2 separate regions of the Homo sapiens genome follow, and region 1 is linked to region 2. A link is an interaction called in ENCODE POLR2A ChIA-PET data of the cell type or tissue named here. Cell type or tissue: GM12878. All regions are shown on one strand. Links, peaks and the distances in the headings refer to the core of each region. The heading gives the core; the rest is flanking DNA.

Evidence for each region. ChIA-PET counts read pairs that join two places held together with the same protein. Peaks named below come from ENCODE experiments on the same cell type or tissue, not always from the same donor. Only the 100,000 strongest peaks of a DNase experiment are listed, where the experiment ranks them.
Region 1: POLR2A ChIA-PET joins it to region 2 with 5 read pairs; 3 of 35 experiments call an interaction of 5 or more read pairs at or near these places.

The regions. Positions count from the first base shown.
Region 1 is chr2:173,981,494-173,997,493 of GRCh38, forward strand. No RefSeq gene overlaps it. Among named protein-coding and RNA genes, the nearest start is that of SP3, 24 kb to the left of the region's middle. RefSeq lists a silencer at 11,256-11,429. In GM12878, for the core only: no CTCF peak of the experiment used is centred there; DNase peaks (open chromatin) are centred at 8,413 and 10,178; H3K4me3 peaks cover 1,430 bases; H3K27ac peaks cover 3,114 bases.
Region 2 is chr2:173,908,940-173,924,939 of GRCh38, forward strand. It overlaps SP3 (Sp3 transcription factor), which reads right to left. Exons shown (of 7, transcript NM_003111.5): 5 at 9,654-9,846; 6 at 4,131-4,327; 7 at 1-1,318. The coding sequence ends at 1,002. Among named protein-coding and RNA genes, the nearest start is that of SP3, 48 kb to the right of the region's middle. In GM12878, for the core only: no CTCF peak of the experiment used is centred there; no DNase peak of the experiment used is centred there.

The DNA of each region.
Region 1 (16,000 bases), core at 4,657-12,656, 74 kb after region 2:
AGATGGTATGGTTCTTTTTTTTATAATTGACAAAAGTTGTATGCATTTATGCTGTACAAAACACGATGTTTTGAAATCTGTATACATTGTGGAATGGCTAAATCCAGCTAATTAACATGTGCATTACCACACACACTTATTTTGATGTGTGTGTGTGTAATAAGAACACTTAACATCTACTCTCTTGGCAATTTTAAGTATAGAATACGTTGTTATTAACTAGTCACCATGTTGCACAATAGATCTCTTGAACTTATTCCTCCTGTTGAACTGAAATTTTGTATTCTTTAACCAACATCTTCCCAATCAACCCCCACTCCCACCCCACTACCAAGCTTCTGGTAACCACCATTCTATTCTGTTTCTAGACTTTTTAAGTTAGACTTTTTAAGATTGCACATATAAGTGAAATCATGCAGTATTTGTTCTGTGCTTAGCTTATTTTATTTAACATAATATCCTCCAGGTTTATCCATGTTTTCACAAATGACTTTTCTTCTTTTTTAAGGCAAAATAGTATTCCAGTATGTGTGTATATTTATATACACACACAACGAAATGTGACATATATATCTCTCACACACACATTTTCTTTATCCATTCATCCACTGATGGACACTTAGGTTGAACTTAGGTTGATTCCAGTCTTGGCTGTTGTTAACAATGTTGCAATGAACATGGAAGTGCAGGTATCTCTTTGACACACTGATTTCATTTCCATTGAATAGATACCCAGAAGTGGAATTGCTGGATCACATGGTAGTTCTATTTTTAATTTTTTGTAGAACCTCCATACTGTTTTCCACTATGACTGTACTAATTTATATTCCCACCAATAGTATACAAGGGTTCCCTTTTCTCCACATCCTTGCCAACACTTGTTATCTTTCATCTTTTTGAATAAGAGTCATTCTGACAGGTGTGAACATAGCTTGCTTTTGTATTATGAATCAAGGGATCTTAGGAAGGTCGCCTTCTCACATTTTCCCCAGAATATCTCCCTTCCACAAACTCACCATAAATGTTTTGTTTCTGAAGTGTCTGACCCAGTATCTAGTAGAGTGGGTATGTGTGAGTAACTGCAATAATTCTTGGAAAGAACTGAGATGTATGAACTAGATGTCTGTCCTCAAGTCTTCAGAGATACAGATTATCCTCTGGAAACAAAGGGTACCCACAGTTTTGCCTGGATTGCGCTTTCCAGTTGAGAAAGGGGGTCTTGGTAGAGAAGAGAGCCCATATGGCCTTGATTAAGGTGGGAGCAGATGATGATGGGAGGAGGTGCTGCTGGTGCCTTAAACACATGTTTACCCTCTCTATTGGGTAATCCAGCTTTGGTCCTGAGGGAGCTACCACACTGATATTCAATGGTATAAAAAATAGTAACAGGGATGTGGTTTTCACCCCCACCTCCTCACTATTCCCAAAAGTTGGTCTAATTCTAAAACTACAAATCAGAACAACTCAACATGCAGTCAGCAACCCCAGGTCACATCCTTAATTCCAAAAGGCTGCAGCCTAGCCCTGTTCAATGCAGCTGTGTTATAGAAATATTTTCTTTAACACTTGTAAACTGCCTTTTTTCTAGAGTTTCCTTGTTGGTGACCTTATTTTGCCATCCAGTTTCAGTGTAAATGCAGCACGGAAGGGGAGTGGGAGGGATGTCCTAGCCTGAGCCAAAGCCGGGCTCCAAGCCAGGATACAGATTCGTCTGGGCATGTCTGATGGGCTTGCCAGGAGTATCTCAGCATGAGGGATGGAGGAGGCCCATAGAAAATAACATCCTAAGTCAGTAGGTGTGGAGGGATGCATCACAGGTATCAGAATCACCAGGAAAACATTAAAAAATGCGTGTACCCTGCAAACTACACTCCTCATTCTGGTCGTGTGTGTACATGTGGGAACACTCTAGTGAGGAACCCTGCTTTAGCACCAAAATTGGCCCTAAGAGTTATGCAGATCAGTCTGCACTAGAGGCACTGAGAGCTCCGAGAAAACAATGTGGCTTCTGTGCATAGCAAGCGTTCCCAAGCCACTGGCAGTGTGACCTTGCTACGTTGCTGTGAACACCAATAGCTTCAGTGCCTCAGGTACAGTCTGCACCAGGATGCCTACACTAGAAACCATGGACCACTGGGAGTTCAAGAACAGGCTGCAGGGGTCCATGAACTCTGGAAAATTACATCAACTTACTGGGTATATGTTTGTATTTCTGGGAAGAGATTCAATAGGTTTTGTCAGATTCTCAAAAAAGAATGTAATCCTCAAAAGGTTGAGAACTACTGCCCTGGCAACTGCCAAAAACATACTGAGGAGAGCAGATTTTGTAAGATTCTGAGAATGCTATGATGGTAAATCTTGGCCAAAGCCAGAAAAATGTTGCTTTTTCATCTAATGTGACTTATTTTTACCTCGAGGCATCAGTGACCCGGCAAAACATTCGTTACGCGAAATCGCACCCATCTTATCCATGCTTTAAGCCCACTTTAAATGCTTCCACCTCCTCCCTAACCCAAATCATTGCTTCCTTGCCTTAACCTTGTGTATCTCCTTTGTAATAATACTTTTTCCCTAGTATGAGTACATATATCATCTCTCTTCTACAAACTATAACTTTTTTTTTTGAGACAGGGTTTTACTCTGTCACTCAGCTGGAGTACAGTGGCATGACTGTGACTCACTGCAGCCTCGAACTCCTGGGCTCAAGCAATCCTCCTGCCTCAGTGTCCTAAGTAGCTGGGACTACAGGCATGTGCCACCATGCCTAGCTAATTTTATTATATTTGTAGAAACAGCGTTTCACTATGTTGCCCAGGCTGGTGTCAAACTCCTGAGCTCAAGCAGTTTTCCCATCTCAGCCTCCCAAAGTACTGGGATTATAGATAGGAGCCACCAGGCCTGGCCAAAGTATAACCTTTAAGAGTAGGAATTATGTTTTATCCATCTTCTTTCTATCTTACAGTGTCTAGCATAGCACATTTACTTAGTTATCATTGGATGAGGAATGAACAAGTCATAAATCCATCCATCTGCCAGACCTTTTTACTCTCTCTACTAAAAACAACTAATCTTATTTATTTATTTTTACTTTTTATTTTATTTATTTATTTTTTTGAGACAGGGTCTCACTCTGTCGCCCAGATCTCAGCTCACTGCAACTTCCACCTCCCAGTTCAAGCAATTCTCCTGCCTCAGCCTCCTGAGTAGCTGGGACTACAGGTGTGCGCCACCATGCCTAGCTAATTTTTTTAATTTTTTTTATGTTTTTGTATTTTTAGTAGAGACGGGGTTTTGCCATGTTGCCTAGGCTTGTCTTGAACCTCTGAGCTCAGACAATCTACCCACCTCGGTCTCCCAGAGTGCTAGGATTATAGGCATGAGCTACTGCGCCTGGCCTAAAAACAACAAATCTTATTTCCTTGTAAGTTATGTATTTTAAATATATTCCTTATAACCTCCATTGTCCTAGTTCTTTTATTTACTTATTTACACATCATCCAATGTTTGCCTGCCTTATCTGTTTACTCAGTTGCACGCTGCTTGGAGGAACAGGATCCCATATAAGCCAAACTATGGAAACCTACATGCCTCTTGGGAAGAACGCACAGGGCTAACCAACATGTCCGATATCCTGGAGTATGTGCCTCACAGTACAGACACACCACGAGGAAATGTTTCATAAAACACAGACAGAACAGAGGCTGGTAGGAATGAAAAAAAAAAAAAACTACTAATGTAGGAATTAAGCAAAAGAGGCAAATCATCAGGTTATGGAACTGGGTTGCAGATAAACCAAATGAAGAGAAGCCTGAACCTGTCTGAAGGAGAGGGCCGATAAGGCGGCCCAGCCTCAGGGGGTAGAGCTCAGCAACAGTTCAGAGCTTTGGCATTGGCCCTGTGCAGGTTTTGCAGGAGCTGCCAGGTTTTTTCTAACCCTATTACCATATTTGGTTTGTTCCATATTTGTGTCAGGCTTTTCCTGTGTTCAAAAAGACCTGACTGCCGCTATTACATGTAAAATGTTAAGAAAATCATTTTATGTACTCTGTTTTCAAAGTAGAACACAGAGTATTTTTAAACTGATCCGAGCACATTCCTGATTATCAAAGCAGCAGAGGCACAAAGATAGGGTGGCTTTCTTCTCTTTTTCTCCTTTTCTTCACAGTTTACTATTTGTTACTTACATATCCACTCACATATCAACACACCCTTAGTTCTGTACAATCAGTGTCTCCAAAGGTCAATATGATCTTGGCGACCATTTCAGCTTACTGACTGAATTGTATTACAGCATGATTATACACAAGATGTTGATTAACTGATAATGGGCAGAGTCATAAATGTCAGGCCAACCATTCCACAGGCAAGGGTCAATGCAAGTGGTACAAGGCTACACCATTTAGTGGCTACATGGATAGTAGCTTAGCTAGTGATTCTAAATACACCACAACTACACAGAGATCAGCCCTAGGACTCAGGGTGATTTTAGAGTGAATGCAGTTAGGTAAGTCAGATAATCTCACATTGCTCATTTAGCTTATCATAAGTTTATTTATTTGTCATTCAACAAGCAGGTATGGAGTGCCTATGTGTGGAAACCATCATTAAATGGAACAAAAGTCCTACCTATTAGAATGAAGTTTACATTCCAATAGAGAAGAGTCCCACGTGGGCATCATCTGTCAATCCTGTGGTAGTTGTGCATTTTCTCTAAGTCTCAATTCTTGGAGGTTATTACCTTGCTTGTCCCTGGTATTTGTATCTCTGCGCCCCAAATGACTTTGTTTTCAGCACCTTGGGTATTTGGAGAAGTAGGGTCTCTGCATTTCTGGGCCCCAGGTCCAACCCAATCCTCTCTTATGTGTTAAAGAGGCCCCTTTCCTTACTACCTCAGGGGCTTCTTAAGCTCTTAGGCCTCGGCCTTTAGGGGCTTGTTAGGCTCTGGCCCTCAGGGATCTCTGACTTCTCCCAGAGACTTCTAGGACAGAGGCTGAGAAAATATGAGTGGGTCCAGCTTAACCCACTTACTTCCTAGATGAGGAAACTGAGACCAGAAAAGCAAAGTGACTTGCAAGTGTCACACAGAGAGATGTAGATGTGTCTGTCCCCTGCTTCCTTCCTCTCAGCCTAGTGCTTTTCTGTCACATTAGATGACATGCCCTGTGAGGTCTAACAGAAGTGCCAAAGGTGGCTGAAGAACAGAAGTGACTACAGCAGGATGCGTGATCAGACAGAGCTCATGCTTAAGAGTACAATAGAGAGGACTGATTTCTTGTTAGATGGGAAATCTTGAGTACTTTGGTATCACATCTTCTTCATCACCCCAAACAGGATGAAATCAAGGCAAGGAAGCTGGTGTTGGGTGTCCTGAAAGCTGCTGCAGATATAGGCCAGGCAATAGTTAAGTTAGAATTTAAAAAACTTTGTTCCATCAACTCATCCATTTATATGCTTTCGTAATTGTTTACCCAGTTTACTAGGATGAGCCAATTTCGAAAGGGTCCAATGTTGTCACAGCTGGGCTGGACTATGCTAAGAGGAAAGAATTTTTCTAGATCTCATTCAATATTGGGACCAGGAACAACAGCTGCCTGAGCCAACAGTTCTGATGAATATGGGACAGAGAGAACTGAAACCATGGGAAGCTTAAGCTTGCTTACCATCTGAGAAAACCCTAACAAAATTTAAAACTTTAATAAGAAACCATATGATCCAAGATACCGACACTCATTAGCTTTCAACTGTCCTTACCAATGAATCCATTAGCAATTAAACAAGACCATGGGTTTCGTGTTAGATTTAATTTCTTCAGGGTACCAGTTTTATGGCTTGGGGCAAGTTCCTTAACTTTCCTGAGGCTTTTCTACCCACGAAGTGGAGATAATAAAACTTCTCTGATCTTCCTCTCTAGGTTTGTGAAAATTAAATAAGCAAGCATATGAACACTTTTTATAAACTGTACAGCACTGTAAAATTTTAATTATCATTATCAATTAGCATTTAACTATAAAACTTCCTTAATTAAGCTCAATTTTAAATTTAGTAACAACATGAACTTGAAACTATGCTTTGGGGGGCTTACATGTTACCAATGTCAATTTTTTTTTTTCTTTTGAGATGGAATCTTGCTCAGTTGCCCAGGCTGGAGTGCAGTGGCACAATCTCGGCTCACTGCAACCTCCGCCTCCTGGGTTCAAGCAATTCTTCTGCCTCAGCCTCCCAAGTAGCTGGGATTACAGGCGCCCACCACCATGCCCAGCTAATTTTTGTATTTTTAGTAGAGATAGGGTTTCACTATGTTGGCCAGGCTGATCTCAAACTCCTGACCTCAGCCTCCCAAAGTGCCGGGATTACAGGTGTGAACCACCATGCCCAGCCCCAGTGTCAATATTTTAAAATTCAAAGAAACAAAACAAATTCCTTCAGGTATAATCATGTGAATGAAAATAGTCTTTCATTCATTCATTCATTCTTTTTAAATAAATATACAATTTCTTTTCCTTATCACAGAGAAAGTTAAAAAGAGAGCCACTAGGGTGAGTTTGTTTTACACACTTTATGGAGCAGATAACGTATTGTTTACTCAATTGCTGAGTTCTGGAGGAGAACTCCAATCTGAATTCTACTCAGTATTAGCTACCTATCCTTCAGGGCCTCACACTTGGATGACTTAAGAAAATCTTGTTCCTTCAAACCCTGTACTTTTATTTTTTACCACGGAAATGTTTATTCCTCTGTCCCAAATTGCATGAAAACCTTCTTTGCTGAGATAAGCAAAGCTTTGCCACTTTTGGTAGCTTTAATCAAAAACTGATTCTACAGATTTGGCTGCCCAGACAAGTTGACTGATGGAAAGATATTTATTAACATGCACAGGACTGAGGGATACCTGTACAATGTAATAATTCTTAAATCCACATCTGCCAACCTTTAAGGCATAATTAACGTTGTTTTATTTTTATTTTTTATTTTCAAAACTGTACCCTGTACAACACCGCCCTTGGGTGTTAGTGGAGAAAATGAACACATTGTAACAAATAAAATATTACAGAACAATAATAGTTTTCACTAATAAAAATGAGAACCCATTAAACAGTCTTATTGCCAAACTGCTGGGGGAGAAGCAAAGTCCTTTAACCACTAAGACTGGGACACAGTAGAAACAAACTCTTCCAAGCAAGGTAGGATGGCGCGTGCCTGCAGTCTTAGCTGTGCGGGAGGCTAAGGTGGGAGGATAGTTTGAGGCCAGGAGTTGGAGTCTGCAGTGAGCTATGATCGTACCACTGCACTTCAGCCTGGGTGATAGAGCTAGACCCCATCTCTAAAAAAAAAAAAAAAAAAGAAGGAAAGAAGAGAAAGAAAGAGACTTTTCCTAAGCAATGCAAGGGACGTAGGAGCTGGTACAGGGAAGAAAGGCTGGAGGAGAAAAACAGCAAGCTTTCTTAGGAACAAATGATTTCCCAGCCAGACCTACAAAAGGTTCTTGAGTACGGTAATGAGCCAGAACTGCCTTGATGACTGCAGATGGGTCAGGTCTTATTTGATGCTTAAGTGGTATAGTCCAACTTTAAATCTCTAACTGAAGACTTCCCTGTTTAACTTTCCCACCAGACTTACCTGATGTTATCGCTCTCATTTTCCTAAATAGGAAAAGGCCTATATTATTTTAAAACTTAAATAAAACTAATCTAGTCCATATATACAAATCACAACAGTGACTGAGAACATATATTATAAACCAATGCACGCATACATACAAATACACACACACACAGTATACACACACACTCAAATGTGTATATCCATGAACTTACAGGCCCTTCCGAATATCTGACAAACATAATAATCTACTGGCCAAAATACAGAGCCAGTCCACTAGGCGTCCTTAAAATAAGAGTGTATTCTAGTTTTTCTTCAAGCCTCTACAAAGTTTTGCATTGCTATCAAAATATTTTTGGAAATTCTGTAATGTTTCTCCTTTTCCCTTGGCTTCTTATTTCTGGCAAGGACTAAACCCCAAAATATCTTTCCTCTGGGACACTGAAATAACTGTCCCAACGCAGCTGCCAGAGCTATAGCTATTCAGAGATTTGAGACAGATTTCCAAGGAAGGCCACTTGTAATTTTAATTGTTTGAGTCAAAAGACCAACTTTCTGAGATGTTCAAAGAACAGGTGTATGAGAATTTTTAGTCTTTCTGGATGCTCTCATTTTCGTTCATGATTCTATCTGCTGTTTCACTTCTGTTTCATCCCTCCTTTTGTCTTCATCCCGCCCATCCTCTGGGTTTTATTTTAGACCTAGAAAAAAAGTCAGCCACCCCCCTCCCTCCCAGTGCTCTGAAGTAGTATTTCTCCTCTGCCGACTGCTCAAAAACTTTCTTGCTGTAATGATGCCACAGAATTGGGGTCTTTGTACCCAACATCACCTCCCTCAAGTTTAGGCCAAGGAAGAGGGTGTATCTGGTAGATAAAGGGAGGAAGCAAGCTGTCTCTGCCAACAAGCACAGCTGCTTGACCAGCCCAAACTGAGAGGCCTCCTGCAGATGAATAAGGTTCAGACCCATCACACAGCACACAGGAGACTTTCCTGTGCTTATGCCCAAGCTACTCACCTTTAGGTCGGTGCTTCTCATCTCTGAGAGTTGTTTTTAAAAATATCTTTGTCAAAAAAAATGTTTTAAACAAAACCTTTATTTAGACCCATTGAACCAAATCTCTGGGCCTCGGCCTGAGCGTTGCAATTTTTTTAACAGCTCCCAGATGATTCTATTGTGCAGCAGGGTTAAGAACCACTGATTGAGATTCCGCTTGTGGAAGTTATCCAACCCCGAGCTTACTCCCTTCCTTCCAAATACACCCCAGGAGATTCCTCTGCCTGTTCTCACACTAAAGATTTCTGGGAGCCAGGAAATAAAATAAGGCGGCCTAGGGAATGCAGTTAGTTTTAGAAAAGAAGAGGGTTGAAAAGAGAGGGGGTGCCACGGAGTGGAGGAGGCTGTGTTTGTGGCTCTCTCCCTACCCCTCTGTGGATGTGGGCTGCACACAGCTGGTGTAGATAAGGCTACCACCTCTCTCGAGGACTGGGCCTCCGAGGATTTGAGGATGAGATACTATAAGTGTCAGCATGCTCAGTTTCTTTCCTGCTGGGGTGGGAAAAGGGAAATCATAAGTGCTGGAGGATGCTGGAGACTCGAGAACTGTGATGCAGAGACTCTAGGGAGAAGAACATGATCCCCAGCCAGCAAAGGACAATTTAAAAATTAAGCCGGGTGCGGTGGCTCAAACCTATAATCCCAGCACTTTGGGAGGCCAAGGCAGGAGGATTGCTTGAGGCCAGGAGTCTGCAACTAACATAGCAAGACCTCATCTCTACAAAGAATACAAAAATTAGCCAGGCAAGGTGGTGCACACCTGTAGTCACAGCTACTTGGGAGACTGAGGTGGGAGGATTGCTTGAGCCCAGGAGTTGGTGGCTGCAGAGAGGTGTGATTGAACCACTGCACTCCAGCCTGTGCATCAGAGACCTTGAGTCAACAACTAAAAAATTAAGTCCCACCCATGCCAAATTATTAGGATACAGTAACGAATATGATTTTCCATGCAGAACCCAGCTTGAGAGCCACAGAGCTACTGCACTGACGCATCCACAACGGCCAGAGACTCTGCTAGCCGAGGAGGAAGCAGCTCTCAGAGCCCAACCCACATGGTCCCTTCAGACCCTCCAACTGTTCTCCATGCAGTTAGGAAAGAATAAAGAAGTCCCCTCTTGGGGTCCAGAGCTTAAACGAACCCCCAGAAATTCTAGACACCCCCTGGTTGCTTAGGCAACTGGTGGGCACCATCCAACACTTCCAGGCCAGTGACTCTGCTGGGAGAGTGGCTTGCCCTGCTGCTTAGCTTTTGCTCAGAGAATCCTGGCTCTCTGCCTGCCTGCCTCTGGCACGTTCACAGCTGCTGTTGCGCTCTTGGCTTATTCTGTCTAGAGGTCTCCCTGCCTCCACCCCTCTTTTTTCCCCCCCTTTCTCCCCAGATGTCTCAGTGTTTATGTGGGAAAGCATGTTCGTAGAGCCTGTTAGAGACTTTCGAAGTCATGCCTTCCCCTGCAGCTTTGGGAGTCCACCACGTCTAAGTAATGTGTAAAGGGGACTGAACAGGAAGGTGTATTTTGCATTCTCTGGGTAGAGTTGCTAAATGCAACTCTGGGTTTCCCCTGGCACCGTTCTCTGATTCGTGAGCATCCAAAACTCAGGTCCTTGCCCTCAGAACAACCAGCCAGATTAATGCAGACGTGCAATATGGCTGAGTTCCAGCTATGGAGGAGCAAGGGTGTTTTACATTTTCTTGTCCAGTGAAAATCCTCCCCATTCTCACAACCTTGGTGCCTCCAATTTAATGATGTTCCATTACCTGGAATTTGGGGTGTGTTTCTCTTCTTTTTTTCCAAAAGAAATTCAAGCAAAGACCAAATGCAAGTGAGTGATCTCAGATAATGAACTGCCAGGGCTTGTGCCAGATGCTGTCCCACCGTCAAACCAGCATGCGTCAGTCCGTGCTGGTCACCACAGCTTCTTACTGCAGTCAAGCCAGCCAGCCCAACTCCCCTGGGGCTGGGAGGGCCCTTAAAGCTTCAGGATAATATTGGCAAATGTGTGCACCTCCCAGCTTTAAGAACAGTTTTGTTTTGTTTTTTTAAATAAAATTAATTCATGCAATCTACTGCATTTGCACTCCAATCCAATAGTCAGACCAGGACACGCCTGAAAGGCTGAATCTGATGTAGCTTCAAAAGGTGTCAGAGCAATCACATACCTAGGATGGGGAGCGTGACTGCCCTAAAGGTAAATCTTCCTCCTGGAGGAAACTGGCAGGAAATACCCTGCCTAGAACAAATACTCCTGCTGCAGGGATTTCTTGCCATTTTCATTTTTAGAAACCAGAAAAACATGAAATGTGAAAAGGGCCCCAGTTCTAACCATCTTACTCATACCTGGCCACAAACAAAACTAAGAAATGGGCCAGGAAGGTAAGTCCAGGTTTTCAGCCCATATCTGCACCAAAGGCAAGGACCCAATCAGTGCCACCCTACTCCTCAGCCCAGGGTAGACTAAAGCCGCTCTGGGGCACACGCATTACTGAAATCTCTTCATACAGGACAGCAGAGCAGAGCAATCAGAGAAGTATGTCATGGAGTCAATATAATAATCATCACAATAATAGTAATGGCCACTAGGATTCTTGTCCTACTTCTACTCCTTATAGGCTTCGTGACCTTGGGCAAGTCATTTACCGTTTCTCTTTGTTCACCTGTAACATTGTAACATTGTCATAATTATCCGTTCTGCCCTTGTCCCAGGCTGGTCTTAAGAACAGGATGAGGCCAGGCACAGTGGCTCACGCCTGTAATCCCAGCACTTTGGGAGGCCGAGGCGGGTGGATCACCTGAGGAATTTGAGACCAGCCTGGCCAACATGGTAAAACCCATCTCTACTAAAAATAGAAAAAATTAGCCAGGCGTAGAGGCGCGTGCCTGTAATCCCAGCTACATGGGAGGCTGAGGCAAGAGAATCACTGGAACCTGGGAGGTGGAGGTTGTAGTGAGCCAAGATGGCGCCACTGCACTCCAGCCTGAAAAACAAGAGCGAAACTCCGTCTCAAAAAAAAAAAAAAAAATGAACTGGACGAGATTGTAGGATTAAAGTTTTTTTGAAAAGAAAAAGTTCATTTGTAACCTATTTAGAATATTTATTCTTATTAAGACTACTTAACACCAAATAAGTATTTCAAAAGATACCACACCTAAATATCATACCTATGGACAATATCTTAGTTATCTACTGATGACTAAATATGCAGAATTTGGTGGGTGCATCTGCCATGTTGTATTTTTCTTGTAATATTCCAAACTGTTACTGGAGATATGCAAATAGCCTCACTGCATAAAACCCATGACCATGGCATTTGCTAAAGTGGGCTTCTACCTCGTGGTGTGGTGTAGTTTCAAGGGTCCCTGAGGAGTGCTCTGCACAACTCTGAGTGGGTGGTACAAGTCTTTAACTAGACCACATAAAAATTATATATATTCTCATGGAATGCAGCTATCTCTATGATTTGTGAGTAGGCTGCTCAATGAGTTCAGAAAAACATTTCCCTTCAGCTCCAGCTGGCAAGATGTCAAGATTGAAAAACATTTTCTAGCTCTCCTTCTTGCCCCAATTGGGATAGATGACCCTAATTCTCACCACCCCATTTCCTTAAGCCATTAGCAGTGATTGAATCTCTGCCCATCCCAGTGAGCCTCATACAGATGATTTTAATGCACAGAAGCACCCATAATAGAGAGAACTATGTTGTGAAACTTCAAATTTACTTTTAATTCCATCTTTGACAGACCAAATTGAAGCCGTGGGTTATACTTTGATATGACCACTTAACGCTATCTAGAAATTCATGCCCCCTCCAGTTTGTAAAAGTTTTCCTCTCCTATTAGCCTCAGATTAGATAGAGGCATCTCCTTTTCTATCTTAATGGCTTTCAGTTCACAGAATGAGTTCATCTGGCCTGGGAGAGGGTATAGAAAGAACAGCCAGAAGCTGGTATCCCTGAGGAACTGGGGATCCAATAGGAGAGATGAGACAGTGAAGTGTCCTCTTACTGGGCATGCATTCACTATGCATTTGTTAAGTACTACGGAGCAAGGAAGGAGTTTCAAGAGACACACAAATACATCACAAGCAAAATTCACTCGTTCTTAATTAGCCAGGCATCATTTATTCTGCTGTAAGTTTTTAGAGAAAGAAAAGTTAATAACAGCAATATCACTATTGATTATCTCTCTTTATCCTCACAACAAATCCATGAGGTACCTATGATCCCGATTTTATAGATGAGGTAATGGGAGGCTTAGAAAGATTGGGTACGTTGCCCAATATTCCACAAGTATTCGGTGGCAGAGCAAAATTCTCACACTAATTTATCTGATTCCTAAGCCTTTACTCTTAACCAGTACACTTGGCTGCCTTGCAGAGTCAGGGAACCATTGAGAAGTTGAGGTTTGAATTGGCTCTTGAAGGCAGTCTATGGTTTGGATCACCTTGGATTGAGGTAAAAGGAGAGACATTCAAATTGCCTAGATTATATCCCCAGAGCTTGAAACACTGCCTAGTATATGGTAGGAGCTCTATATCTACTGAATGAATGAATGGGTGGATGGATGAGAAGAAGCATCAATAGAGTCATAGAGATGGGGTCAGAATCATGGAGATGGGACCAGGATGGAGAGCAAGGACTGGGAAAGGGAAAATGAGAGCCTGGAATGGAAAGAGGAGTCAAGAGACCAGTTTGAAGCACAGTGTTCATTCTGGTTGGGAGTAGGAGCTCAGGTCACCTAAACCTGATGGACCACTTGATGGAAGGCTTAGGACACTAGGGTGAGAAGTCTGGATTTCGTTCTATGGATTGTTGTCAAGTTAATTTCTAAAGAGATGCCCAATAAGGTGAAAGCCATGAATTAGAAGGATTAATCTGGTTCTGACATGCAGTGGGGGCTAGAAGTGGAGGGACCAGAGACCACGGGACTAGACAATGAGTGTATTGATCAGGTGAGAGCACAGGGGAACATGCCTGGGAGGACCTGGGGAGCTCTGATTGGTAAGCCAGGGTAAGAGTCAAACACAGACTTGTGTCTTCGTTAAAGAGACAAGAGAATTGGGCATCCAATTATGACTGAATCACTTACAGCAAGTAGAGGACAGCAGGGAAACATGCAAGCTATCTTCCTCACAAGAGCACCTGGATACAGAGATAATTTGAAAATATTCAGCTCAGTCTCACTACACAAATAATTACTTTGAAAAATTTTTGGTCATCAAGTCAAAGGAACCAGCCACTGGTCTAAGCAAGTGATTGCAAATGCTTTTAATGATCTTCACTGGCCTAGAGAAAAAAACCCTCAAATTAGAGCAGTTCCTTTCTCAAACTTAGGTGCATCCTCTTGCTAATAAGAGTCAAGATCCGTAAGGCAGCCCTTACATGGAAACTTCCCCAGCCACATGGCAAACTTTGGTGAGAACAATGGCAGAGTGCACTACTTTTTGGGAAGTGCCACAGTGAGTTCAGCACCAGGTACACAGAAATGAGTGGTTCACAAATATATGCTGCCTTGACTTACTAGTAACTGAGAGAGCTTCCTCCGTATGTCCTAAACAAAGTTGACACTTAGCTGCTTCCATAAACGCTCAAAGAATGACTGGAACCCCAAACATTTGTGTTCCAACACCAGTACTCAGACTATACTTTGATCACATACACCCACAGGGATTTTGTCTTTAAGAAATGCACCTAAAAATAATAATAATAAAAATAAAAGGAAATGCACCTTAGGGTTGTTGGATATTGGTAGTGTTCTATGATCTGAAGAGGATTTGAAAGTGCAGATATTTAGATGTCCATCCAATCATTCAACAAATGTTTACTGTGTGCCTACTACAAACCAGGCACTGTTTATGGCACTAAAAATATGTCAGTGAATAACACAGGCAACCCTGCCTTTGCGGAGGTTACCTTCTAGTAGAAGGAGACAGATAATAGCTAGCAAATGTAACAAATAAGTAAATTCGTAGGTTGGAAAGTGATATGTGCAATGAAGAAAAGCAATAGAGTGTAGAGGCTGCGTGTGATATCACAATTTTAAATAAGATGGTCAAAGTAGGCATTGATTGAGATGTGACATTGATGAAAGACCTGAAGGAGACAAGTGTCTATGTTGCTACTTATACTTACATTTAAAGTCCTTCCTAAAACTTCAGACTTAAGGCAAAACCAATGCATCAGCTTATATCTGGTATAAGCAAAGTTGGGGACTTGCCCTCTTATCATGAAACTAATCAGACACATATTTTATCCACTTGCATTTAACAACAAAAGCCATTAGAAAACCTAATTTTCTGAGGCAGAATGTGTTAAAATACCAACCCCCAAATCCTTTTGGTGTAACAAAGCTCCCCTTGTAAAAACTCTGGCCCTACTTGTTGGTGCCACTCTCTCTCAGGTACCATTCTTTCTCTGAAGACAACAATAACAACTGCTCTCTTATCAAGATTAAAAACAGAAACCAAATTTTTGTTGGTGATAAACAGCCAACAGCTAGTCTAAGCATTAATCCAGTAGTGTATGAATAAGTTATGAAAATTCTCTTTGCCAGAAAAACAATCAACTGTCTCACTGCTCACCTATCAGCCTTTATTTCCTACTAGGTACTATATTTATGGCTCCTATCTAGAAAAAAAGAAGTTGGGAACAATTCAAGCTTAAGTGCATATTATTGAAACTGTAAATCTCTATTCCAGATTGTAAGCTATTATCATATACTTATTTTTAAGACTTTCAGATTCCAATGTTTCTCAAATGCAGAAAATTATCTTACAAGTCAGCAGGTCAGGGTTTGATCTTGAACAGAACCAGTTTAGAGAAAGTTCCCATGGGGAGCTTTCAAGATTCCTGAACTACAACACATGTCTGAGAAATTAGAAAGTCCACAGCAAGTTTCTGTTACATGGATTATAACTGAGTTTGTGAGTGGTTGGTGTTCGCTGCCACTAAGTGGCCTTGCTCAAAGATTCTGCCCCAGGCCTCGTGTGGTAGCTCATGCCTGTAATCCCAACATTTTGAGAGGCCAAGGTGAGCAGATTGCTTGAGTTTGGGAGTTAAAAACCAGCCTGGGCAACATGGTGAAACCCTATCTCTACAAAAAATAGAAAAATTAGCCAGGCATGATGGTGTGCACCTGTAGTGAGGCAGGAGGATGGCTTGAGTCTAGGAGGTGGAGATTGCAGTGAGCCGAGATCGCACCACTGCACACCAGCCTGGGCAACAGAGCCAGATCCTGTCTTAACAAACAAACGAAGACTCATCCCCAACACCACCCCACGTGTCTACCGCCTGCCTGCATGCTTCTGGCTGCTCAGCTGTCTGCACTTCTGACTTTGCTCAACACAGCTCCG
Region 2 (16,000 bases), core at 3,293-11,292:
TAAAACCTCTAGTTCTTCTATGACTAATATCCATATGGTTGGAGTATCGTCACTATGGAAGTGATTTTGTTATGTTTGCATATGTTACACTTTACTGGTAATTTACATGATGGCTTTTAAGGCCCTGGGAGACATGGTTTTTGGAAACAAGATTGGATAAAAATCACTGCTAAGACGCAATACACCTTATTTTTTTGGTCCTCCAATAGTCAAGAAAAGGGATAATTCACTATAACATTCTCTTACCACCCAAATGCCTCAACTTATACATTTTAAACTTTTTTAAACATTGGTTATATTGCCCAACTTCGTTATTGAAAGAATATTAACAAGACATTATTTTGGCAAATTAAATCTTAAACATGGCTTTTCAACAGGATTTAAAAGGTGACTATCCCTAGAGTTCCATGTTAAAATGTAGTTTTCAAAATCTTACAAGAGTAATGCTTAAAATATTGTACATAGTTAACCTAATTAAAATAATTAGCTTCAAAATGACAAATTGATAAGCTAAGTAAAGCCTACACTATGTAACATTTGCTTGGAAACTTGATTTGTCAGTTATGCATAATAAAAATTCCAGTCATCAAGAAAATTACAAAATTTTTTATCATAACATGATTTCTTTCACCCACCAGCTTTTTTATCTTACAATAGATAAATACCAACATGTTCTCATTTTTACACTAAACCACACAGGATTGATGCATTTGGTTAGACTACCATTCGCATTGTTAAATTCAATTTTCTCTTTATATAACTTGGTAAAATTTCATTTCTTCTAGATTCCAAAAGTACCTACAAAACCCATGCAATTTTACCATTTTTAATATACTATGGAATATCATACAAAGTAAGGCATTTCAGTGTCATGTATAACCAAGTTACTGTCAATCCAAAAATTTTTGCACATCAATAAAAAGATATCTAAGAACTTAGGAACAATATTCTTCTCACTACTGTATAAAAATAACCACAATGAATAAGTATTTGTGTAATATTTACTCCATTGTCTCATTTCCAGAAACTGTGACAAGCTGTAAAGGTATTTCAGTGTTGGTAAGGATATCTTGATTGCTGGTGGCGGAAGTATTAACAGTTCCTATCCCTGAAACAGAACCTTGTTGAATATTTGCAAGGATAAGCGTTGTTCCTCCTGCAGTAATCAAAGTATCATCTCGCGCAGCTTCCACAGATGCCAGCACTGTACTGCTAGAGTGAATACCTTTTTTATTCTGGTGTGTTTTAATATGTTTGGCAAGGTGGTCACTTCTCATAAAGCGTTTTGAACATTCTGGACAAACAAATTTCTTCTCACCTGTTAAGAAAAAAATTAAGTTACTTGGTTTTAAAAATTCAACTTTAATAGCTCAATCATCTCCCCCAAAACAGAAAGTAAGTCAACGCTGACAGGTGAGGATGGGAGCAGGGGTCTATTAAAATTGTATTCATTTTACGAGCTACCCCTGCCAGATTTCTCTTACAGAATATTTCTCCTTAAATCTTTCATCTTTACTTTTTGATGACTAGCAGTCTTCAAACATGTATTATATAATAGATGGATATTCAAATAAGACTTTAATATCTCAACTACGCTAAGAGTTTGTTTGAAATACCTGTGTTAAGATGCCAGCTAAAAAATAAGCATCTATAACACACTTTAAAGTCTAAATAAAAGTATATTCTTTCACGCTATAATTAAAATACTAACATGCCATGTTCATGATACTAAACCTTCAACTCTTAAATATGAATTAAAGCAACAGGGTACTTCTAGATTAAAGAAATGACACCACAAGCTTGAGATCCAAAAAGAATGAGTAATCCTTAGAAAAATGAATCTGGCTAGCTGACTTGACTTCAGCTACAACAATCAAGAACAAGCCTAATATGTTAAGATGTTAAAGCTGTTAAAATCCTGATGCCTAAATTTATTTCCCAGCATGAATAAAGTAAGTTTAAATACAAAAGACAGACTGAACTTCTATTATGTTGAAGACCGACTCTGCAAGATTACCAAAAGAGAAGACAAAAGGCCAACCTAAAAGGAATTCAGAGAGAAATCAATAAAAATCAATCAATAAATCTAGTAAATATTTTCTTAATTCCTTTCTTCAAAAATGTCTTAGCTTGTATCCTTTGTTCTAGCACCTCTACTCTACATAGGTCTTTATCAGACCTCATGCTTGAACTATACTGCAGTCACATCCTAGTCTCTCTCTCTCTCCAGACTATCTTCCTTAAAGACCAAATTTTATTACATCAGAAAACTTCAAGATTATATTAAGTGATATGGAAATGCAAGGGTAACTTGCAGATGACGTAACAGTTTAGATGCTCCACTGCCTAATTTACAAGGACCTTTAAAGTGTGCCTCAATCCTACTTAACAGAAATGTTATGTAAAATCTCATCCTCATTCACCGCTACAAAAAAAGGTCTCTCACTTCTTCTATTAACATACCACCATTTTTCTACTAAAGTATTTCCCAGTTTCTCTTGTAACATTAGTCCTGAGAGGTACTCCATGGCAAACGGCACAAGGTTAGGAAATGCTACACACACATTACATCACTAACTTATAGATGCAAGCTGTCAATCTAGCATTTAATTTAAAGGTCCTAAGAGGTACTGCCTTGAAGGTACTTATACCCTCTTTGGCCCACTATTTCCTACACTTATTTGATCATTGACCTTTTTCTCCCTTTTACATTATTCCTTTTTACAACCTGCTGATAAAATCCTACTGAGGAAAATTCTGTTAACAGGGCCATCATAAGATCTATTATCCCATACTTTACTATCCCAAGCAGTAATTATCTCTGTTTCTGAGCCTTTTCAACAGCAGACTGCAACGCAAAATCTTTTATCTACCTTTTTTTTTTTTTTTTTTTTTTTGAGACAGGATCTCACTTTGTCACCCAGGCTGCAGTACAGTGGCATGACCTTGGCTCACTGCAACCGCCGCCCCATGGGCTCAAGCAATCCTCCCACCTCAGCCTCCTGAGCAGCTGGGACTACAGGTACACACCATCCGCCCGGCTATTCTTTGTCTTTCTAGGAGAGACACGGTTTCACCATGTTGCCCAGGCTGGTCTCAAACTCCTGAGGCTCAAGCAATCTGCCTTCCTTGGCCTCCCAAAGTGCCGGGATTACAGGCATGGGCCAGCACGCCCTGCAGCCTTATCTACTTTCTTAATTGTCTGTTGCAGTTTCATGTAGGTTAATCTCATCTGTCTACCTACCCAATGAGAGACAGGAACTAAAACTATTAGAGCATCTGTATACTACTACAGACTTCATAGGTAATTTTATACAATACTGAAGGCCAAAGTAGGATATGTGAAGCAACGTCAGAGATAGTTTATTCGCTTAACCTAATAGGGAACTTGGATTGGAATCCAGATGACTTCAAAATCCATGTTGTTCTCCATTTTACCATGCTTCTTCCAAGCTCTCTAGGGATTGTAAATACATAGTTTTCAATTCTCCAGTGTTGAGCATAGACTGATGAACACTTTAATCATTTACATGGTAGTAGGAAAAAACTATCTCTAAGTTAACACTGTTAGGTTTCAGTGTAGATCAGTCACAGGTCCATTTCATTTAACAACCACACAACACTATGTAAAAATAATATAATCAGAGAAAGTCTTCACATCAACATTGCCTTGGTTATTCCTCAGTGAAATACCTTTCCCTTACCTCAGAGATACTAAAAACAAAAGAAAAGGTGAAATGCCCAAATATGTCAGAAGAAACAGGAGTATTTTTTGTTACAGTGTTAAGAGGAAAGAAAAAAAATAGGATAGATCAAGAGTAAAAGCTGACAACTAATTAAAAATGTTAACAGAATAAAAATAGTATAAATGTGGTTTAAAGCATTCAATAATGTCAACAAAAGCCACCCAAAGTCTACTTAAATATAACTTTATTTTAGAAGATAAGCCAGACTGACTTGTTCTTTGGAATTTGTGTTATTAAGATGGTGTTACTAAAGGTAAAAATTGGATGTAATTCATTGTATTTTAAATCGATTCAGTTCAGTAAGGAATGCTAATAAAAAAGAAGTCAAGGCAGTTATGTAGCCCTATAATTCATTTTTGTCTGTTAAAAGTAAGTATTAGTAACCTGTATGTGTTCTTCTGTGCCTCTGTAATTCATCACTTCGAGTAAATCTTTTACCACAGTACATCCAGTTACAAACAAAAGGGCGTTCTCCAGAATGCCAACGCAGATGAGCTCTCAGATGTGAGGTCTTCCCATAGACTTTACCACATCCTGGTATATGACAAATGTGTTGCTTCTTTTTCCCAAGATTGGTACCTCTAAAAAACACACATAGAATAATATATACTTATATGAAAATATTCAAATGGACATTACCATTTACATCATATATCCCCATGTTGAATTTTAAATAGAAGACATTATCATTACAAAGTCAATCAGAAACCAAAACCATTTAAAATCAGTTTAAATGAAAATTTATGTATTTCAAGCATATACATTTTATATATTAACCTTACTCCAGAATTAATGTGATTGTTGTCCAAATGTAAATATGCTCAAGAATTATGTAATTAAAAGGACATTTCATATGTAAAGAATGTACAATAAAGCTATTTATTCTTCTATCAGAACCATTCACAAATTCTACGCATAAGCCTGATCCACTTAATTATATAGGAAACTAAATGTGGTCTGTATTCAAAAGTCGTCAGATAATCAAAAATATATTTAAACCAAAGAATGAATACGTAACTGATCACAGGTACAATTAAAAGATATAGGCAGCTTTAGCAGACTTTAATATGATTTAAGAATATTTGTTCATATTTGTGTGGCCACACTCTGAATATACACTGACTTGGAGAAAGCTTTTTTTTAAATCTAGTTAAAGCAATGGTCTGAACTCCCTTAGCATTAGATGAGATAAATACAAATCAAAATTATCTTTACATTTAAAATTCCCTTCATATTAACCATGTAAAAGATACCCAAAATTAGACACAAGAGATATAATAAAATACAGTTTTCTCCACATCACAAAATTGGACATTTATTACATTTCAGTATTTGATACCAAGAGCAGGGTTTAGAAGATATGAGATTAGATGGGTGAACAGAGGTATCTTAGCCTAAGCAAGAAGAAAACTTTTTTGATCCCAGAATTGATCATTTGAATAGTATTAAACACTACAGAAAATGTTATTTCTCAACCTTTTAAAATAAAAAAAAAAATTAGGCTTGTTACTGAATAAAAATAAATTAGTTTTTAAAAAACATGACACTTTGGACAAAACAATTTGTATAAACTTTACAATGTTTCTGAGTTTTTTTAAAAAAGTACATTTAGCCCCCTCCCCAACTCCCCTCCTCCCCCAATCTCACAGTTTAGGCATATCCTGTAAAACTTTCTATAGCCTGTAAATCCTCCTGTATACAATACACCTATCGTTTTTCAAATTTACTGGAAAAATGCATATTTCCCCACATTTATATTTTAATGTACTCACACTCAGTAGCATGTGAAATTGCCATAGGACAAACAGTGCTAAACGGTGCAGTGCTGGCTGTTAGATGCCATAGGTGTTCTGAACAGGGAGACATCAATGTGGGCTCCAGTAGTTAGAGAAGGCTTCGTGGAGGAGGTGGGTAGGATTTAGATAGAAAGGAGGGAAGGCATTCCAGGCAGAGGAATAGCATAAGTAAAGACAAGGAGGAGTCATGCTGTTGTCTCAAGGGCAAGGATGTCATAATCTAACACAATTCTAGTTTCTGCTCCAGTCCACCCCCAATTTCTACAACTCTTCAAAGAGCTGAGTTAAGTGAAACAGGTTTTTCTGGCTCCCTTGCAATGCCAAAGTCTTACTAACCAAAGCCAATATTGATTCCATTTAATTTAGATTTTTAAATTTATTTTATTATTTAAAAATCCCTAAGAAAAACAGCAATGTTTGTGGCTACTGGTGTACAAACCAATTTTACATATCGTGTTCACCATAGCAATTTCACAGAGAACCCAATTCAGTTCACTCGTGTACTCATTATTTCATGCCTCTCCTCTAAGCCTACCACTCAGGTCAATAATCAACGCGCTTTTACAAACTCAAAAGTGCATTTCACAAACTTAGCAAAATTTAGCATGGGAACACTAACAAAGCACAAGACTAACAAATTAACAGCAACAGATCTGGGTTCTCAAAGAAGCAAGAAGCTAGGGAAGGTATTTTTAACTGAATTATTAGGAAATAAGAAATATTATTTGAAAATGGGACAGGCATCTAGGAAAGAAAAAACATAGGGGCGGGGTTGCACACATATTTAAGGAAAAAGCTCAACATCCAGGCCCAAAATTCTATTTAAAAAGAAAATTTCATTCAAAGTAAGATATAGATATGGTAGATGTGGATTTACGGCATGTCATACCAAGGCTTGAAGGGAGAGAACTGAAGTGAATTTCTCAACAAAGTTCAGGAATAAAAGATTTAAAGTTTTCTTCTTGATTAATATCCACACCACTAATGCCTATAATATAGGAAAAACTAATAATTTTACGTTTTTATTCTTGAGTGTCTAAACTTGTTCCCAATAATTTAATAATGCTAAGATAGAGTGGAAGCTAAACTGTGGGTAGAGGAGTTAAGAAAAGTTAAGTAAATACACTCTCTTCTGCTCAGGGTGGGAAAAACAGGACATAAACTGAAATGCTGACAAAGAAAACAGATTGTGCACAATTTTAAAAATATGGACTGATGTTTAATCCATACAAAACCTATATAACAATCATGCCTCTAGAATGTATTTTACTTACAATTATTTGTCTCTCACTAGGTTATCTCTCACTAGTTTAAACAGTCTCTGAAAGCTGGTTCTGCTCAATAAATATTTGCTAAATAATTACAACTTTTAAATATTTTATATTTTACACCTTACTTTAAAAGGTAAACAAATAAAATTTACTTCTCTAAAGATGAATAAAATCAGTTCTCTAAAAATGCCATCTTGCCCATATTCTTTAAAAAAATAATGGTTGCAAAAAAAGACAAATATTCTAAAAAACTTTTTTAATTACTATCTGTATCAACTTGCAGAATACTTTAGAATAGTTTGGATTTACTACCTATGTTATGCTTCTATCAATTAGGTACAATTGTCATTTATACAAGTGTGTCTATCACACATATACTGCTTGAATTTTGTTCAAACAAGCTCTAAGAAACAATATAGTTTCTTTTCTTAGGAATCTCAATTTTTATTGCTTAGAATAAGTGAGCTATTAAAGAATGAAGTCACAAAAGTTCTAGAAAAAATATAAATGAACATTTTTATAATTCTCAGAATACGGAAAACTTGTAATAGCATGGTAACAAGGCATCTAATAAAGGAAAGGCTGACCAACTTTAATTTTTTGTGCTTAAAATGTTTGCAAGGTGTAAGTGATGGAACTGTTTCTTTACTTGTGTAATAACAATGCATTCTACAAACCACTGACAAAGGCAATGTAAAACTGGGAAAAAACATTTGCACGTGACAGAGTTACATAAATTAACAGATTTACAAAAAAAAAGAAACAATTCAAAAAATAAATTTTAAAATGGCAAAATAACATCCCCAAAAATGTTCAACCTCACCAAGTAATTTAAAAATATACTAAGACAATATTAAGGTATTTTTCATCTGTCAGACTTTCAAAGGTTAAAAATAATTGTAAAATTCATTGTTGGCAAAGGTGTGGGAAACTAGATACTCTCACACACTGCTGGTTAGAGTATAAACTAGCCTTTCTAGCAGACAATTCCCTTTAACCCAGCAATTTCACTTCTGCCAACTTATACAAATAAAATAATCAGACAAATGTGCAAAGACATACGTGTAAGATTATGACAATAAATTCCCAACAAAAGATGTTAAATCACCCTACATCCATACAATAGAATACAACAGAATACTATACAGCCATAAAAATGATTCAGACTATATAGACTTGAAAATATGGTCACAAAAATTCTCAAAACAAGAACAGACATATAAAACAGTGAGAATAAGATGATTCTACTTTAAAATACATGTAACATCTTAAAGGACAAACACAAACACATTACTAGCTTAACTTGAAGAGGGGTGAGATTTTGGTGTTTTTAAATGTCCTATGTGTCTACATTTTTATGAGCATGTTTTAGTTTAATAAACATAAACTAATTAAAACATTTTCATTTTAAAATAAAGAATAAGTGAAACAAAGGCCAGGCCTCCGTTAGATTTGACTTTTGTGAATAATTTATCTTAAAAGCCCCTCTAAAATGAGTTTCAGAAAAGTTACTGCCTAGTTAGAATTCACAATTTTAATTGACCAAAATATGTCAAAAAACAAAACTTTAAACTAATTACAATAAACATGAATACCTAAGGATCAGATGTAGAAGGAGAGTCACTTGGGAGGCAGTATAGTTTAATGGTTAAGGCTCTGGAGTAAAACTAGGTCCAAATCCCTGTTGTGTGTGCTCTTAGGAGTCACTCAACCTCTCTATGTCTCACTTCTAACACCACTGGGAATACGGTAAACTCTCAATGTTACCAGTTGTTAGCAATTATTATTACTGGAAAGGGCTGGCCAATGTGCAACTCAAAGGCAGATAGAAAAGCTCTATTAGATCAAGTTTGTTAACTCTATTAAAAGTACATTTTATCTACTTAAACAGTGCATTTCTAAGAAAGGTATGTTAATTTTCACCATGACAAGGGATTTGGTTAAGTATGGCTTTAGAGTTCTATCCGTTTTTGCTCTATATATTTCAAAGCTGCACAAAAAAGGGACCGTGACTATTAAATCTTCTTGGTGGAAATTTAATATTATTAACAAGAAATACATCTCTGTCTTATTTGGGGCTTTCACCTCAATTCCGTCTCGTGTGATATATTAACACTGCTATCCAAGTTTTCTTTTTGTTAATACTTGCCTGATAAATCTTTTTCCATCCCTCATCTTCAATATTCCTGTGCCAATTATTTCAGGTGTTCTTTATAATTAACATCAGTCTGGATCTTGTTTTTTTTTTTAAAAAAAATATGATCTGAGTCTCAATCTCTTCATTATTAAGCTTAGTACATCCATATTTAACATAATTTCTGATCATTTTGAGTTTACTCCAGTCATGTTATTCTGTCTTAATGTTTACCTTTAAAAAGACTGAACTGAAATACAATCCCATTTTTTAAAAAATTCAATCTATTAAGGCTTATTTTTCACTTCTAAGAAAATGGAAATACTTATGCTTATCAGCCATTCCTGAACTTAATTTTTACGTAACTACTATTCTCAACCTAAAAAATCAACTTTTTATCTATATTTAGGCAAATTCCATTGCTGGTTTGCAAACAGGCTAATTTCTGATCAGTGTGGGCCTGTTAAATGGCATCTGCTGTACTATTTTTGAAACAGCAAACTAATAATTTTAGTTTAAAAAACATTGAGAACTGAAAATCCAATTCCATATATTTTGTTCTCTAACTTCTGCCACACGCATACACACACACCAAAAATGATCATGTAATAATTTCTCATAATTAAATGACATAGCATGCAGTATTTCAAAAATCAGAATGATATTAGCACTCTTAAAAATATATATGTGTTTCATGTATGCATACCTTCCACCACCTTCTTTACAGTTGGGACAGGTGCAAGCTACCCTCCGAAGTCTTTTTCCTTCTTGATGTTGTTGGTCCCCTTCTTCATCTACCACCTGTACTCTTAAGTGTGTTAGGTCATTGGTATTCAAGGTAGAATCACCACTGAGCTGCCACTCTTCAGGATCAGGTTCTTCTTCCTTGATCCTAATATCTAAAGGGAAAAAAAAACCAAATACAGATGAGAAGCAACCAAATGGCCCAAAAAGACAGCATGAAATTACATGTCTTCTCCCAATGTTACAACTTTGCATGCACTACTTCTCTTGCCTAGACTGTTTTCCAGTTATTTTGTTCCTCATCTAACTAACCTCTATTCTTCAAGACTAGTTGGAGAGTAATCTCCTGTATAAATGCTTATAGTAGAATTAATAACATTAATTAGTTCATATGTCCCTTTAGATAATAAATGCTTCACTCAAAGTTCTCGGAAAATACAATCTCCCTAAATGAACAAGTCTTCTGTAAGAAGGAACTTCCAATATAGGTAATAATCTACCTGGAAAAACTTTCTCCTCTACTTTTCTATGCCTTTTATGTGCAAATAATACATAAAGAGATGTTACAAGATTAAGTCAGTTCATATAGATGAGACCACAAAGTGCTCACTAAAGACAATAAATTAATTGCCCAAAAAGTGTTATACCCAATGTCTAATCACTGCACTCATTCATACACATCTGGGTATACTTTCAAATTCTCACCATAAAATCAATTAATGTAGTAAGCCCTAAATAATTCTCCTTTGCATACCAACTTAATACAGATACTTTAAAAATAAGTCTTCAGTACCAGGCACTTAAGTTTACATCTTCCTTGGTATCTCAGTATAGATGACAGGAAAACACTTTTTTTTACTGTGCTGTATTAGTGTCCTACATGGTGGCTAGTTATTCTTAGAAATCCACTATTTATAAGGCTCAGGAGAAACAAAAGTAATAATCCATCAAAATGACCCATAAAAGTAAGAAAAGGTATTCAACATTGTTAAATATCAGGGAAATAAAAATTTAATTCACAATGAGATATCATTACACACCCACAGAAATGACGAGAAATTTTAAAACAGACCGTACAGACTGTTGGCAAAGATGTGGAACAACTGAAACTCCCACAGTGATGGTAGGTGTGTAGATCAGTACAACCACTTTGGAAACTCTTTCATCTGTATCTTCTAAAAGTGAACCTATATATACCCTATAGCTCAAACAATTTCCCCCTAGGTACACAACCTACAGAAATGCATACACTTAACACCAAAATACAAGTACAAAATTTACAGCAATGTTATTTGTAATCACCCTAAACTAGAAAAACTCACATATCCCCTAGTATTGGAATGGAAAAACAAATCATATTTGTTCATACAATGGAACATGTTAAAACAATGAACATTAACAACAACTTACATGCAACAGAAATGAATCTCTCAAAGCATTTCGAACAAAAGAAGCCCCCCCGCACCCCCTATGTATTCCCTTTATATACAGGGAATGGGATCGTGTATGATATTTATATAAAGAAATTTTCATTTATATAAGATTCATAACAATTGGCAATTATTCCAACCATATGACACGTTGGAAAAGGCAAAACTATGAAGACATTAAAAAAGATCAGTGGTTGCCAGGAATTAAAGGGGAGGGAGGGATGAATAGGCACAGCACAGACGTATTTTCATTTCAGAGTACTGAAAATACTATGTATGATGTAATATAGGTGGATGCATGGCATACATTTGTTCAAACTTACAGAATGTATAAACACGAAGAGGGAACCCTAATGTAGAGTATGGACTTTGGGTGATAATACATCAAGCAAATTCATCAACTGTTAACAAATGAACCACTCTGAATGATGGGTGATGTTGACATAGGGAAGGGTATGCATGTGCAGGGGCGGGGGGTAAGGTATATCTCTATACTTCCTTTCATTTTTACTAAGCATCTCAACTGCTCTTTAAAAATTTATTTATTTATTTATTTATTTATTTTTAAGCAGAGTCTTGCTCTGTGGTGGCGTGACCTCGGCTCACTGCAACCTCTGCCTCCCGGATTCAAGTGATTCTCCTGCCTCAGCCTCCCGAGTAGCTGGGATTACAGGTGCCCGCCACCATGCCCAGCTAGTTTTTGTATTTTTAGTAGAGACAGGGTTTCACCATGTTGGCCAGGCTGGTCTCGAACTCCTGACCTCAAGTGATCCACCCACCTCAGCCTCCCAAAGTGCTGGGATTACAGGCATGAGCCACTGAGCCCAGTTTAAAAATAATTATTTAAATGTGAAGGGAGTAGGTGCTCCATGGGGATAGAAGAGTGGTGACTGCCTACTTTTGAGGGACATATATGACTGAGTACAGGGAGATTTCAGGGTTGCTGGTAATATCCTATTTCTTGATCTGGGTGGTAGTTTTCCTATGTGTTCATTTTGTAAAATTTCATCAAGTTATATACATTTGATCTCTACATTTTCTGAATGCATATTGTACTTCAATATAAAGATTATTATAAATTAAATATTTTAACGTAATTTATAGGTGATTACTTAGGAACTGTTAAAGACAATTTTTTTGCTTTACCTCTAGTTCCCACATAGTTGACTAAACCTTCCCCCATTTTTATACAAATAATAAAATGAGTGTGTCCCACAAATTAAATTCATAATATGAAATTTAGAATATGATTTTATTCACTCAACAACTATATGTATGGCTACGATGTGCCAGTCACTGTTCTAAGTTCTAAGGATAAGGCAGTTAGCAAGTTAAAAGTTCATGCTGACTGGGCAGGGTGGCTCATGCCTGTAATATCAGCACTTTGGGAGACCGAAGCGGGAGAAACGATTGAACCTAGGAGTTCAAGACCAGCCTGAGCCAAGAGAGAGCGGTCCCGTCACTATCCAAAAACAAACAAACAAACAAACAAACAAACAAACAGGCCAGGCAGGCATGGTGGCACATGCCTTGTGGTCCCAGCTACTCAGGAGACTGAAGTGGGAGAATCACTTGAGCCCAGGAGGTTCAGGTTGCAGTGAGCCATGATCACATCACTGCCCTCCAGCCTGGGCAACAAAGAAAGACCCTGACACAGTTTAGATATTTGTCCCCATCCAAATCTTATGTTGAAATGCAATCCCCAAAGGTGGAGGTGGAGCCTGGTAGGAGGTGATTGGATCATGGGGGCGGATTTCTCATAAATGGTTTAGCACCACTGTCTTGGCACTGTCCTTGCAATAGTTAAGAGATCTGGTTTAAGTGTGTGGCACCTTCCCTCCTACTCTTTCTCTGTCTCTCACCTCCCTCTACTTCTACCATGTGACGTGCCCATTCCCCATTTGCCTTCTGCCATGAGTAAAAGCTTCTTGAGGCCTTCCCAGACCCAGATGCCAGCACTATGCTTCCGGTACAGCCTGCAGAACTGAGTCAATTAAACCTCTTACAAATTACCCAGTCCCAGATATTTCTATATAGTAATACAGGAATGGCCTGACACAGTCTTAAAAAGAGATGATAGTGGCCTGAAGCTAAGGTATTGAGGAGGAGGGGTAGAATTGTTCAGTCAGAAAATATGTTTAAAGTAGAGTCAAAGACATCTGCTAACAGATTGATAACAGGTTATCATGTGAGGAGCAAGAACAGAAAGAAGTTAAAAACACTCCCAAGGTTTTTTTTTTTTTAAATCCTGAGCAACTAGAAAGATGGAGTTGCCATTAACTGAGATATGGTAAACTGAAGGTAGAAAAGATTGCAGGGGAGGGGTGCCAGTCAGGGGCCTATTTTGAAATATGAAAGTTCTGAATGCCTATTGAATATCCAGATGAAGGTGTTCATCAGACAGTCAATGGGTTTGGAGTTCAGGTAGAAATCTGGCCTGCCAATATCAGCATATACATTAGGCATTGAGAGTCATCTGGAATATAATGTAGACAGGAGGAAACCCTGCAGCACTCCAAAATTAACAAGCAGAGACTAAAAAGAACCAGCATAGGGGACTGAGAGTGCCAGTGAGATATGAGGAAACTGGTGTCCAGAAACCAAACTGAAGAAATCATTTCGGGAAGAACTTAACTGTGTCAAATACTTAAAAAGTCAAGTAAAATAAAGACTAAGAAATGATCCTTGGATATAACATTGTGGTAATCACTGGTGATCTTGACAAGAACTGTGAGCACAAAACCCTGCCTAGTATAGACTCCAGAGAGTGGAAGGAGATGAATTGTAAACAAGTACAGGTTAACTCTTTCCAAGGGTTTTGCTATAAAAGCAAGCATTATAAAATTGGCAGTACAGTTCCTAGGTTAGCCCACAAGGGTAGATTTGACACATAAGGGTACCTGAAGTATTTGTAAATCAGCCTTTATATTCTGTAGCAATAGTGCATGCTAGCAGTATAAAGAAATGAATGTGCTGACTTAAATTTGATTAATATTTGAGGAAAAGTATGCAAAAAATTTAAGCAATGAAAACAGAAATTCAAGGAAATGTGTATGACACATTTAAGAACTTTATAAACAGCACTGTTTTTTTATGTCTATTCTCCACCTCAAAATGTTTAAGTTTCCTTTTCATTTGATGAGTTATTGCACTGACAGTATCTCTGTCCTGTGATTATGGCTGTTTTCAAGGCCTACCAATAAAACAAGCTTGCGAAAGGGGTATGTACAAAAGAAAAAAAAATTCTGCATACCTGGGCAAGAATTGAAGAGAAAAAAACAGAAAATTTAAATAATGAAATATACACACACACCCACACACACAATATGGTTACAAAGATAAGGCTAATTTTCAGTATTAGTTAAGTATCAATAACTCAGGGCATGCCTAGATTTCTATTAAAAATATTACAAGAAAATCCTAAATACCTCTTCCTAAAATTAACTGCTAATTATTTATCAATAGAGCTAACAGAACATTTAAGATAAATTCTTAACCAACTTATCAAGTCTGGAACACGCATACTTAATTTAAATAGCTAACATTAGATAAATATGAATTACAGTATGGTTGATAAAATGAGACATTATCTTTTATCAATAGTGTGCCATTAAGATTTTGTTGTTCTTATCAAAGTCTTTCATATTCTCTGCCTTCAACTTTTTTAAGCACTGAAGTAATTTGATTCTAAATCAAATTTGATTTAGAATCAAATTACTTCATTTGATTCTAAAAGTTTATTTTATTTACATTTTCCCTTTAATCAGCTTCACCTGCCATAAAAATCATCTAACAGAACCACCGGATAATCCTACAATATCTCATGTATTATAAAGTTTCATTATTCCTCAGATTCCTATGGATATTTCAGAGGTACCAAGTTTTTTTTCAACTTTTCTTCTAAGGGGATAGTTCTAAATTATAGATATGAGTTCCTAAAAATATAACTTCACTAATGCTAAAAGAAGTTAACACTTTAGGGGTTAGGTTTTTAAAACTAAATGTTATCCCCTTACCAAATATAATAATAATTTTAAAAATATAGATGGATGGTTAATCACCATCTCTGCTTTAACATCAAGCAATCTCTTCCCCCAAATGCCATCTCCTTAGATTTGGATCATTACTCTTCTATAAACTGCTCCTTTCCTCCCATTTGAAATTAATCTTTTATTAACCTTTCATTTTTATAGCAGTTTTCCAAATTATTTTATATACACATACATATGAACATAACCAGAAATGACTGATTTTCTAATATGTATTACAGAAGATCTCATTTTATAGTCTTACCACAAATATGTGAGAAAAAGATGATGTGACCTGTAATTAGTAAACTGACTAGCGAGATATTCACTTCACCTTATTAAATCTGAAGTACTAGTTAAGCCCCTGTTAAGGGGACTCCTACTCTCTCCAATGATGAATATGATGGCTAAACACATAAGATAAGGATTTACTACTTGTAGAGCACTATTCTAAGTGTTTACATATATTAACTCATGTCATGCTCCCAACTACGCTGAGTTTAATATTATTTTCCCCCTCCTTTCTAGATGAGAAAACAAAGAGGTTATGTAGTTTGCCTGAAGTCACACAGTTGAAAATGGATGGAGCCAGGATGTAAGATGAAAACTGTGCAAAACCATATTGCAGATATTGCTAAAGATCAACTCCCTACCAGGCCAGTTCATTCATAGGAACAGCAGCTTTAAGTTAGCTTCCCTGTATATAAATATATGCAATTTTAATTAGTTTTAGTTTAATTAAATCAAATCAAAGTGAGTTTAAAAATCTAGGAAAGATAAAGAAACTTTAGTACATACATAGACTATTTTTTCTTTGTTTGAGACAGAGTGTCACATCGCCCAGGCTGGAG